Linked DNA regions of Homo sapiens: region 2 is linked to region 1. Evidence: chromatin contacts called from ENCODE Hi-C or POLR2A ChIA-PET data. All regions are on one chromosome and are shown on one strand. Each heading gives the region's core, a stretch centred on a gene start or an enhancer-like site at or near the end of the contact. The rest is flanking DNA. Distances are from core to core; before and after follow the strand shown. Region 1 holds the start of AATBC (apoptosis associated transcript in bladder cancer). Region 2 overlaps AGPAT3 (1-acylglycerol-3-phosphate O-acyltransferase 3).

Region 1 (4,289 bases), core at 1,790-4,289:
GAGGCGCCAGGTGCCAGCCCAGGAGAGAGGCCTCAGGAGCCAGCCCCACTGCACCCTGGCCTCGGGCCCCAGCCTCCGGGACTGTGGGAGAATCTATGTGGGTTGCTGAAGCCCCAGCCTGTGGTCCTTTGTCACGGCCACCAGAGCAGACTCACACAGCGGCCTCAAAGGATGGGGCCACTTGTTCTCCCCGCCGCCCCCCTGCCCCGCCCACCCCCCTTTCCCCTGCAGCCACGCCCCCTCACCGGCCGCCTCCCGCCCCGCCCACCCACCTTTCCCCTGCAGCCACGCCCTCTCACCGGTCGCCTCCCGCCCCGCCCACCCACCTTTCCCCTGCAGCCACGCCCTCTCACCGGTCGCCCCCCCTCCCCCCCGCCCACCCCCCTTTCCCCTGCTGCCACGCCCTCTCACCGGTCTACACACCCGTGCACCCCTGCAGGGCCTTGGCACTGGCTACTCCTGCCGCCAACCCCACTCTGCCCCAAATATCCACTTGGCTCCCGGCTTTGCCTCTGTCAAATATTTGCCCAAAGAAGCCCTCCCCTGACCGCACACTCGCCCTCCACACGGCCAACCCTTCACCTTGCTCTATCTTCTCCACTGCACTTACTGGGGGCTTCAGGTAGTCTTCCTGCTTCCTTCCTTCCTCCCTCCAAAACAGAGGCTGAGCCCGGCTGTTGCGGACCCTTGCCTGAGGCGAGAGGCAGGAGTAGGACATCATGTGCCAGGCGCAGTGGCTCACACCTCACGAACATTCACCTTGAACAAACCTCATCAAGGTTTTCCCCACATCTCAATGGAAGGGCAGCCCACGGCTGATTGACGGGTTGGAGGGGTGCCCAAAAGACAACCTTCCTGCCCCAGCCAGCCCAACTCCAGGTGCTCCAGGGCTCCCAGTGGGACCAGGCTGTCTCCAGCCAAGCCGACCTCCTGGCCTGGCTCCCTCCCTCTCCGCAGAGTGCCATGATCACCCCACACAGGCCCCAGCACCTCTGACCTAAACCCCAAGGGCCAGAATACGGTGTCACCACCCACCCAACCTGACCCAGGCCGAGGGAGCTGGGAGCAGAAATTCAGGATGCGGAGGTGAGGGGAGCAGAGGCTGGATTCAATTCAGCCGAATTCCAATTGGGAGAAAAGTGAACTCCACCCGGGCTTGCCTGGAAGCCCGTTTCCTTGGGAACCGCAGGGCTGAGAAACAGCCTGGCCAGGGAAAAGGCAGCTCCTGGCGGGCAGCCTGGGGCAGCCATGGGTGTGCAGACCTCGGCCCCTGTGAGCAGCGGAGAGAAAAGGACAGGTGGCACTGGGCTGTGGCTTCTCCGTGTCCAGGAGACCCGAACGGCTCAGAGCCTTCAGGCAAGAGTAGGACATTATGGGTCGGGCGCAGTGGCTCACGCCTGTAGTCCCAGCACTTTGGGAGGCCAAGGCGGGCAGATCATGAGGTCAGGAGTTGGAGACCAGCCTGGCCAACGTGGTGAAACCGTCTCTACTAAAAATATAAAAATTAGCTGGGCATGGTGGCGTGTGCCTGTAATCCCAGCTACTCAGGAGGCTGAGGCAGGAGAATCGCTTGAACCCAGGAGGTGGAGGTTGCAGTGAGCCGAGATCATGCCATTGCACTCCAGCCTGGGCGACAGAGCGAGACTCTCTCTCTCAAAAAAAAAAAAAAAAAGTAGGACACTGTTGTCTGTCCAAGGGAGGGACAGACCCCAGGGCAAGTGGCACAAAGCAGACAGGGTGCCAGGAGGTGCCCAAGGGGTGCCAGGGGCAGGGTGAGGACCTGGTGCTCAGACTCAAAACCTACACTCAGGCTAGCTCCCAGTCGGCCAGCCCAGGAGTCACCCAGGCACACCCTAGGGGAGGGGACGGGGCTGCCTGCTGCCTGAGCCCTTCACTCCCCCGGGGAATGGGACCTGTGCCCCACAGCCTAGGGACAGGGCCACTGGCCTTAGGACAGACCAGGCAGCAGACAGGCCACGGCACCATAAGCCCTATACTCATTCCCCGGCACCACCTGCTCCTGGCCAGGCCCCACACTTGGTCTGGCCTGACCCTGCCCTCAAGTGCCCTGAGGGTGACATGGGGGGCCCAGGGGCTGCTGGGGATGAGGATGAAGCCTGACTGTGAGGCGGGGCAGACTGGGCGGGGGCCTGGGCCTCGCTGGGTCACCTGGGATGTAGGTCAAGGCAAGGAGGGAGGACCTGGAACGCCCCTCCCCTGCCCCTGCCTGGCTCCCCAATGCCCTGGCCATGGGAATCAGGTACTGTGGCACCAGGTGGATGGTCTGGGTGTCCAGGGAGTCTGGGGCCACTTTTGGAATCTGCCAGCCCCTGCCACGTACCAGCGTTTTCGAATCCTCTCACTCTCCGCCAAATCACCCAGAGCAGTTTTCCAGGGACAGGAGAGGGAAGGAGCTGCCCATTGCGCTGCCCCTGGCTCAAGCTCTGAGAGGGGCGTAGGGCTGGGGACAGCGGCCAGGACTCCGGGGCTGTGGGGGCGGGTTCTGGGTGCGTCATGGGGTGCGCCCTGCTGTGCCTGCCCGAGTGCGGGGCCTGACCTGACCAGGTGAGCCCTTCTCTGAGGAAGCTGATGAGGGAGAATTTCTCCTGCTGGCACTGAAGAAGCAAAGTGTGTGGGGGGGGGAGCCTCGGGGAAGGGGGCTGTGGGCACCTCCAGGATCTGAGGGAACCCCAGGAATAGCCCGTGAGAGAAACGGGAGGCCTACAGCCAAGAGTGCATCCTCTAGAAGACAAGGAAGAAAGAAGAATGCACCCTCCCAACAGCCAGGGAGTGTGCGAGAGGCCCAGCCTCCAGTGCCTGGCAGCTTCAGCACCCACTTCAGCCAGGGAGCCCTGGGCAGGCCCAGCCATGCCTCCCAAACCCTCGTCTACGGCTGGGCGCTGACATGCAGTGGTGGTGAAGTCACCAAGTTCAAGGTAATTTGTTGCACAGCACGGGTACTTAATGCAGGAGGGACTCGATAAACATTTAGGCAGGAAAAGAAAGAAGAACAAAGGAGGGAGGGAGGAGCCACCAGGAAGGAAGGAGGGTGACTGCAGAGACCGGCCCTGGGCAGCGGTACCAGGGGCACAGGGAGCCTGGCCCGGCCCATTGTCACTGGAATTCATGCCATGCAGACTTCTACATCAAAGGGAAACAAGGTCAGGAGGGCCGAGGGGTCCACGGCACTCCGCACCCACGGGGCCAGGCTGGCACAACGCCCCAACGCTGCAATCCTGGGAAGAGTCACACGCGCCCTCCCGGGACCCACGTGACCATCAAGGGAGTGTGGAGGACACATCCCTCGGGGGTGACGCCCCTGCAGATGGAGTTTCCCCATCTGTGCCACCCTTGCAAGGCCTGGGAAAGGCTGCGGGGCCAGGCGGCACCGGGCAAGCTGAGTGCCAGGTGGTGGTTGCAACACACCGGGCAAATCTGAAACCATGGGACGGACGAGCTGCACCCCTGGGAAAGAGAACAGAGGAAGGCCGGTTATCAACGTCCTCCTGTGCCTCAGTTTCCAGAAACAAGCCAGACTCAGTGCCTCAGGGAGACCCCGTGTGGCCTCCGGAGAGCACGGGACCCGCCCTTTGTGCAGGTGAGGAAACTGAACCCCAGAGCAGTGAGGGACTGGCCTGGGGACCCTGGGCTCAGCCCTGGGCGCCTTCCCTCTGCCCATCTCAGACGGGCACAGCCAGCACCGCCTCACCCCAACGCGCCTCCAGACTGGCCCTCCAGGGGCCCCCAGGCACAATCCTCTCACTTTCTTCCTCAAGCCCCTGCCTTCCCCCTTCGCACTGTGACCCAGGGGCTGCTAGCAGCTGGGCTGGGCTCCAAAGCTTGAAGCTGCTTCTCCAGGTCTCTTTCCAGGGGGCGGCGGATGGCTGCTCACTCAGGGACGCCAACACCAACAGGAAGGGACCCATGCACGGATCTGACTTCCCTCCCAGGCTCTGCCTTCACTCAATGTCCCTGTGGGGCAGCTGGGGCTCCCGGCCGCCCTCCCCTGCCCACAGCCGTGAGGTTGCTTCCTAGGGTTCTGTTTTCCCCACAGTCGGAACTGAGGTGCTGGGAGGCTCCAGAAGAGGGATGGGGTGGAGCAAGTGGCCTGGAGCCCCCCAGGGCAGACCCCAAAGAGAAGGGTCAGAAGTGCCCTCTGGGGCCTGGGCAGCTGGGGGGAGCCCACAAGCCTGAGACCCTGTGGGAGGGAAGCGCCCCCACCCCGTGGTAAGAAAGGGGCTGGTAGAGGCTCCTATGTGGCTCCCTCTGTCCCCTCCCGACCTCTGGCC
Region 2 (4,289 bases), core at 907-3,406, 68 kb before region 1:
ATCTGACTCCAACTGTGATGCAAACGCCATGTATGTTGGTTTCATAGACACTGGATTTTCCAGGAATGAAACCTCCGATAACACACACCTGAGGGAGGAAGAGGAAGCCTGCTTTGGCCAACCCCGGCAAGGGACTGAGTCTACCCCCACCACCCTCTCACTGCAGCTTGAGCCAACAGGGACCACTTCATCTCCCAGTGCAAACGCGTGCAAGAGTTTCCAGATGGAAATACGTGTCAATCTGAAATCCTGAGTGCAATCTACGAAACCTATTTCCATACTGCACAAGAGACATCACAATGCTTTATTAATAACACAGAGCACTAATAACACATTTGCCAGACCCTGCTCTAAGCATTTTCCTGCATTACCTCCATTATGCAAAGGAGATGTGGGGCCCGGCAGGGCGGGGAATGACAGGCTGAGACTGACCACTCCCTCAGCCCTGGGCACAGGGCCCCCAGATGAGGGACTCACCCAAGGGACAAGGGTCTGCCCCTGCAGTGGCTTAGACCCTGGACCACGCCAACATGGCAAACACACGTGAGCTGCAAATGCCGGCCTGTGTGCAACTTTACATTGCTAGAGGCCACATTCAAAAGTAAAAAGAAATTGGCAAAAAAATGTTTTTAATAGGCCGTGCATGGTGGCTCACGCCTGTAATCCCAGCACTTTGGGAGGCTGAGGCAGGTGGATCACCTGAGGTCAGGAGTTCGAGACCAGCCTGACCAATATGATGAAACCCCCGTCTCTATTAAAAATACAAAAATTAGCCGGGCGTGGTGGCATGCACCTGTAATCCCAGCTACTCAGGAGGCTGAGACAGGAGAATGGCTTGAACTCAGGAGGCAGAGGTTGCAGTGGGCCAAGACTGTGCCATTGCACTCCAGCCTGGGCGACAGAGCAAAACTCCATCTAAAAAAAAAAATTAATAATACATTTTATTTAACCCAGTATATCCAAAATATTATCATTTCTACGTGTAACCAATATAGAAGAATATGAATGAGATCACTTACATTCTCTTTCATATCAAGCCTCTGAGATCGGCGTGCATTTCACACCACAAACACATCTCAGTTCCCACCAGCCATGTTTCCAGCATGCCTCTGTGGGCTGCATGGCTCATGCCGTCTGCCCCAGACAGCACAGGCTGAGGTATGACACGTTCTCTGAGGGCGACATCCTTCCCACCTCCCTTTTCTGTCTGCATGTTAAGAATTTTAGCAGTTTTCAGCTTCACCAACCCTTTGCCTTCTAAAGTATTTATAGTGGTTAATTTCTCCACTTGAGGCAGGTGCAGGGGTTCAATACTTTATGTATGTGTTTTCATATAAAGCATTTCTTAATTTAAGAAAAAATTGACCCACTCCCCAAAATACAATGTAATCACAAGGCACAAAATAAAAATTATGACACAGTTATTAAATACTTTCAGTTTTCTTTTTCTTCCACAAAACTTGGAAGGAAGAAAAAACTGATCCCTTTCTGGAAATAAATACATAATAAGTGACAAAGTAAAAACAATTAGTAATTACTATCACTTTCTTCTCAATTTTCTTTTTTTCCAAAAAAAGTTCTTACATTTGTTCTCATTCATTCTCTCTCATTTTCTCTCTCTTCCCCCTCCCTGGCATTAAGAATGACCAACTTGTAATCAAACCACCAGCCTGAAAACAAATCTTCCTTGCTACGAACAGTTAACATATTGCCACCTGTCACGTGTCCAATTCACCACCATGTCAAACACAGTCGACTGGAAATGTCCAGGGACCATCACTCAGCAATAAGCCGCCTGCCCACTTAATGCCAGTGAGCAGGAGACGTCCAGCGCCTGTCTCTAGACGTGTCCTTGTTTCCACTTTGGGGAGATATATGTGAGTGGAAATAACAAGGGTAATTGGCAAAATCATTGTGAAATGAATCTGTCCTACCATAAATGTGACTGCAAATTTTGAAGTTGATTTGCAAAAGGCCACAGACATAGCTGTGACCCATCCCACACTCAGTGGCAATACCACTGGGAAAAGGGTAGCTACTGTCTCTGAGTCATCAGAATCCCTGCCAGTAAAGCTGGACAGCCACCAGCACTCAAGATCAAAGCTGAGCTCCTGGCAGTAGAGACCTGCAGAGCACCTTTCCCATCTTCCTGCCAGTGACTTACAAAGGCAGCCCTCGCATACCTGAGGAAGTGGCACCAGAACAAGACAAGAACAGGCTGACCAGGAGCCCCACCCCGCCCCTGCAGATGCCTCTCCAGTGTGTTCCACAGGAACAGTGGCTGCCCCTGCCGCTCCCAGATCTCGGGCTCTAGGGGACAACAGTTGCTGCCCTCAGCTGTGCTGAGCCATGAAGTGATTCAGCAGCAGGGAAATCGGACGCTGGTCCAGGAACACAGCACCAGCCTGGGAGGCCACAGACAAACATCAATTTCATGGGTGCAAAAGGCCAGTGCCAACTGATGTCGAAGCTCAAGTCCACACCCTGAGTTTCCACAGTGCTCCTAAGATGCCTGGGGACGCAAGGGATGCAGGGCTGCGTCCTCCGCCCCGGAGTCATGCTGCCCTGTTCTTCAAGAATAAACAGTAACAGAGACGGGCAGAACCCACGTCTTCTCAGTTCCACCCCAGGAGCATAGGGAGAGGCCCACATGCCAGGATGCGGGGACACGGGAGCTCACGGGAAGCAAGAGTACCAGGTGCCCAGAGGTCCTAAGGCCAGCTCAGGACAAAGGCGCAGAGCTCAGGCTGTCGCTTCTAGATTGCTCTGCTTTTCAACGTGGTGCTCATTGATTGCAGTCACTCTTCCCTAAGTGCCATCATCCCCGGGCGGCCCAGCCAGGACTCAGAGTGCAGACAGCCACACACAACATGGCCGCCCTGACACGCACACAGCGCAGCAGGTCCACGTGCCACTGTGCCATTGACAAGGCATTTTCACATGTGCAGCCTCACAAACTGCTGAAGGAGAACAGACAAGGAGACAGGTGCACAGCCGAGAGCAGAGAAGGAAACTTGCCTGGGCCACACCCCCACGACCCAGCCTCCAAGCCCACGGCCACCCAGCACTTCCCACCGAGAAAGACCAGACTCCTCCTCCAGCACAGCCAGACACCCGCGGTCCCTTTTCACAGCTGAAATAAAATACTGTACAGCATCAATTGTGCTTTATACGGTATTCACAGGAGATGAAGCTTTACTCAGTCTTAGCATGTTGGATTTTTTTTTTTTTTTTTTTTTTTTTTGAGATAGAGTCTCACTCTGTTGTAGGCTGGAGTGCAGTGGCACAATCTCAGCGCACTGCAACCTCCACCTCCTGGGTTCAGGCAATTTTCATGTCTCAGCCTTCTGAGAAGCTGGGATTACAGGCACGCACTGCCACACCCAGCTAGTTTTTGTATTTTTAGTAGAGACAGGGTTTTGCTATGTTGGTCAGGCTGGTCTCGAACTCCTGACCTCGAGTGATCAGCCTGCCTCAGCCTCCCAAAGTGCTGGGATTACAGGCATGAGACACTGCAGCCAGTGGCATGTTGAATTTCAAAACTAGAAGACAAGCCAAGCGTGGTGGCTCACACCTGTAATCCTAGCACTTTAGGACCCGAGGTGGGCAGGTTGCTTGAGGCAAGGAGTTTGAGACCAGCCTGGCCAATATGGTGAAACCTCATCTCTACAAAAATTACAAAAATTAGCTAGGTGTGGTGGCGTGCAACTTCAATCCCAGCTACTCCAGAAGCTGAGGCACAAGAATCGCTTGAACCCGGGAGGTGGAGGTTGCAATGAGCCAAGATCGAGATTGCACCACTGCACTCCCGTCTGGGCAACAGAGTAAAACTCTGTGTCCAAAAAAAAAAAAAAAGACAAATGGAAATAAAAAACTATTAAACATCTACAACAGTGTCATTCTTTCAAATACTACTGGTGTGAGTAGAAACAGACGTGATCTTTGCAGAGGGTAAATCAGCAACAACGTGTCTAACGTCTTTGAAATGGCAAGACCCTTTACTCAGCAATCCACCTGTAGACTTTACCTTCAAGACATTGACTAGAGAAGAACTGTACAAGGATGCCCATCATATTTATAACTGGGAAAACGGAGCGGCATCAGTGTCCATTGACAGGGCTGGCCACAGCTGGCTGTGTCCACACAGCGGAGCCCAGTGCAGCCCTCCCTCGAGGGGGCAAATGGGAAGGTCAGCAGTGCAATGTGAACTGAAGCGGGCAGGCCGCAGAGACAGAGCCACGACGTGACTCCGTTGTGCATTAAGTGTGTGTGTGTATCTAACTCACACT

What was found. A loop is a pair of places that touch in the nucleus more often than their neighbours do. ChIA-PET counts read pairs that join two places held with the same protein, here RNA polymerase II (POLR2A). Pooled maps may share reads with other maps.
Region 2: a loop to region 1 is called in a map of right lobe of liver, with 2.1 times the contacts of the local background. The contact joins the enhancer-like site here to the promoter of AATBC in region 1. A Hi-C loop is called at or near these places in 6 of 168 maps with a recorded cell type or tissue (K562, esophagus squamous epithelium, heart left ventricle and 3 more), 3 of 37 single-sample maps with no recorded cell type and 11 of 50 pooled maps. POLR2A ChIA-PET finds 5 or more read pairs at or near these places in 11 of 52 experiments (CD8-positive, alpha-beta T cell, HEK293, K562 and 8 more).

What each region holds. Positions count from the first base shown.
Region 1 is chr21:43,811,317-43,815,605 of GRCh38, reverse strand. It overlaps AATBC (apoptosis associated transcript in bladder cancer), which reads left to right and starts at 3,039. Exons shown (of 2, transcript NR_026961.1): 1 at 3,039-4,289. It overlaps LOC124905033 (a long non-coding RNA gene), which reads right to left and starts at 2,934. Exons shown (of 2, transcript XR_007067897.1): 1 at 611-2,934.
Region 2 is chr21:43,878,303-43,882,591 of GRCh38, reverse strand. All of the region lies in intron 1 of AGPAT3 (1-acylglycerol-3-phosphate O-acyltransferase 3), which reads right to left. Among named protein-coding and RNA genes, the nearest start is that of AGPAT3, 15 kb to the right of the region's middle. RefSeq lists an enhancer at 1-374 and a silencer at 2,512-2,696. Within about 2 kb of position 2,156, at least 13 of the 41 ENCODE cell types and tissues checked have a DNase peak (open chromatin) inside an H3K27ac peak, as active enhancers do.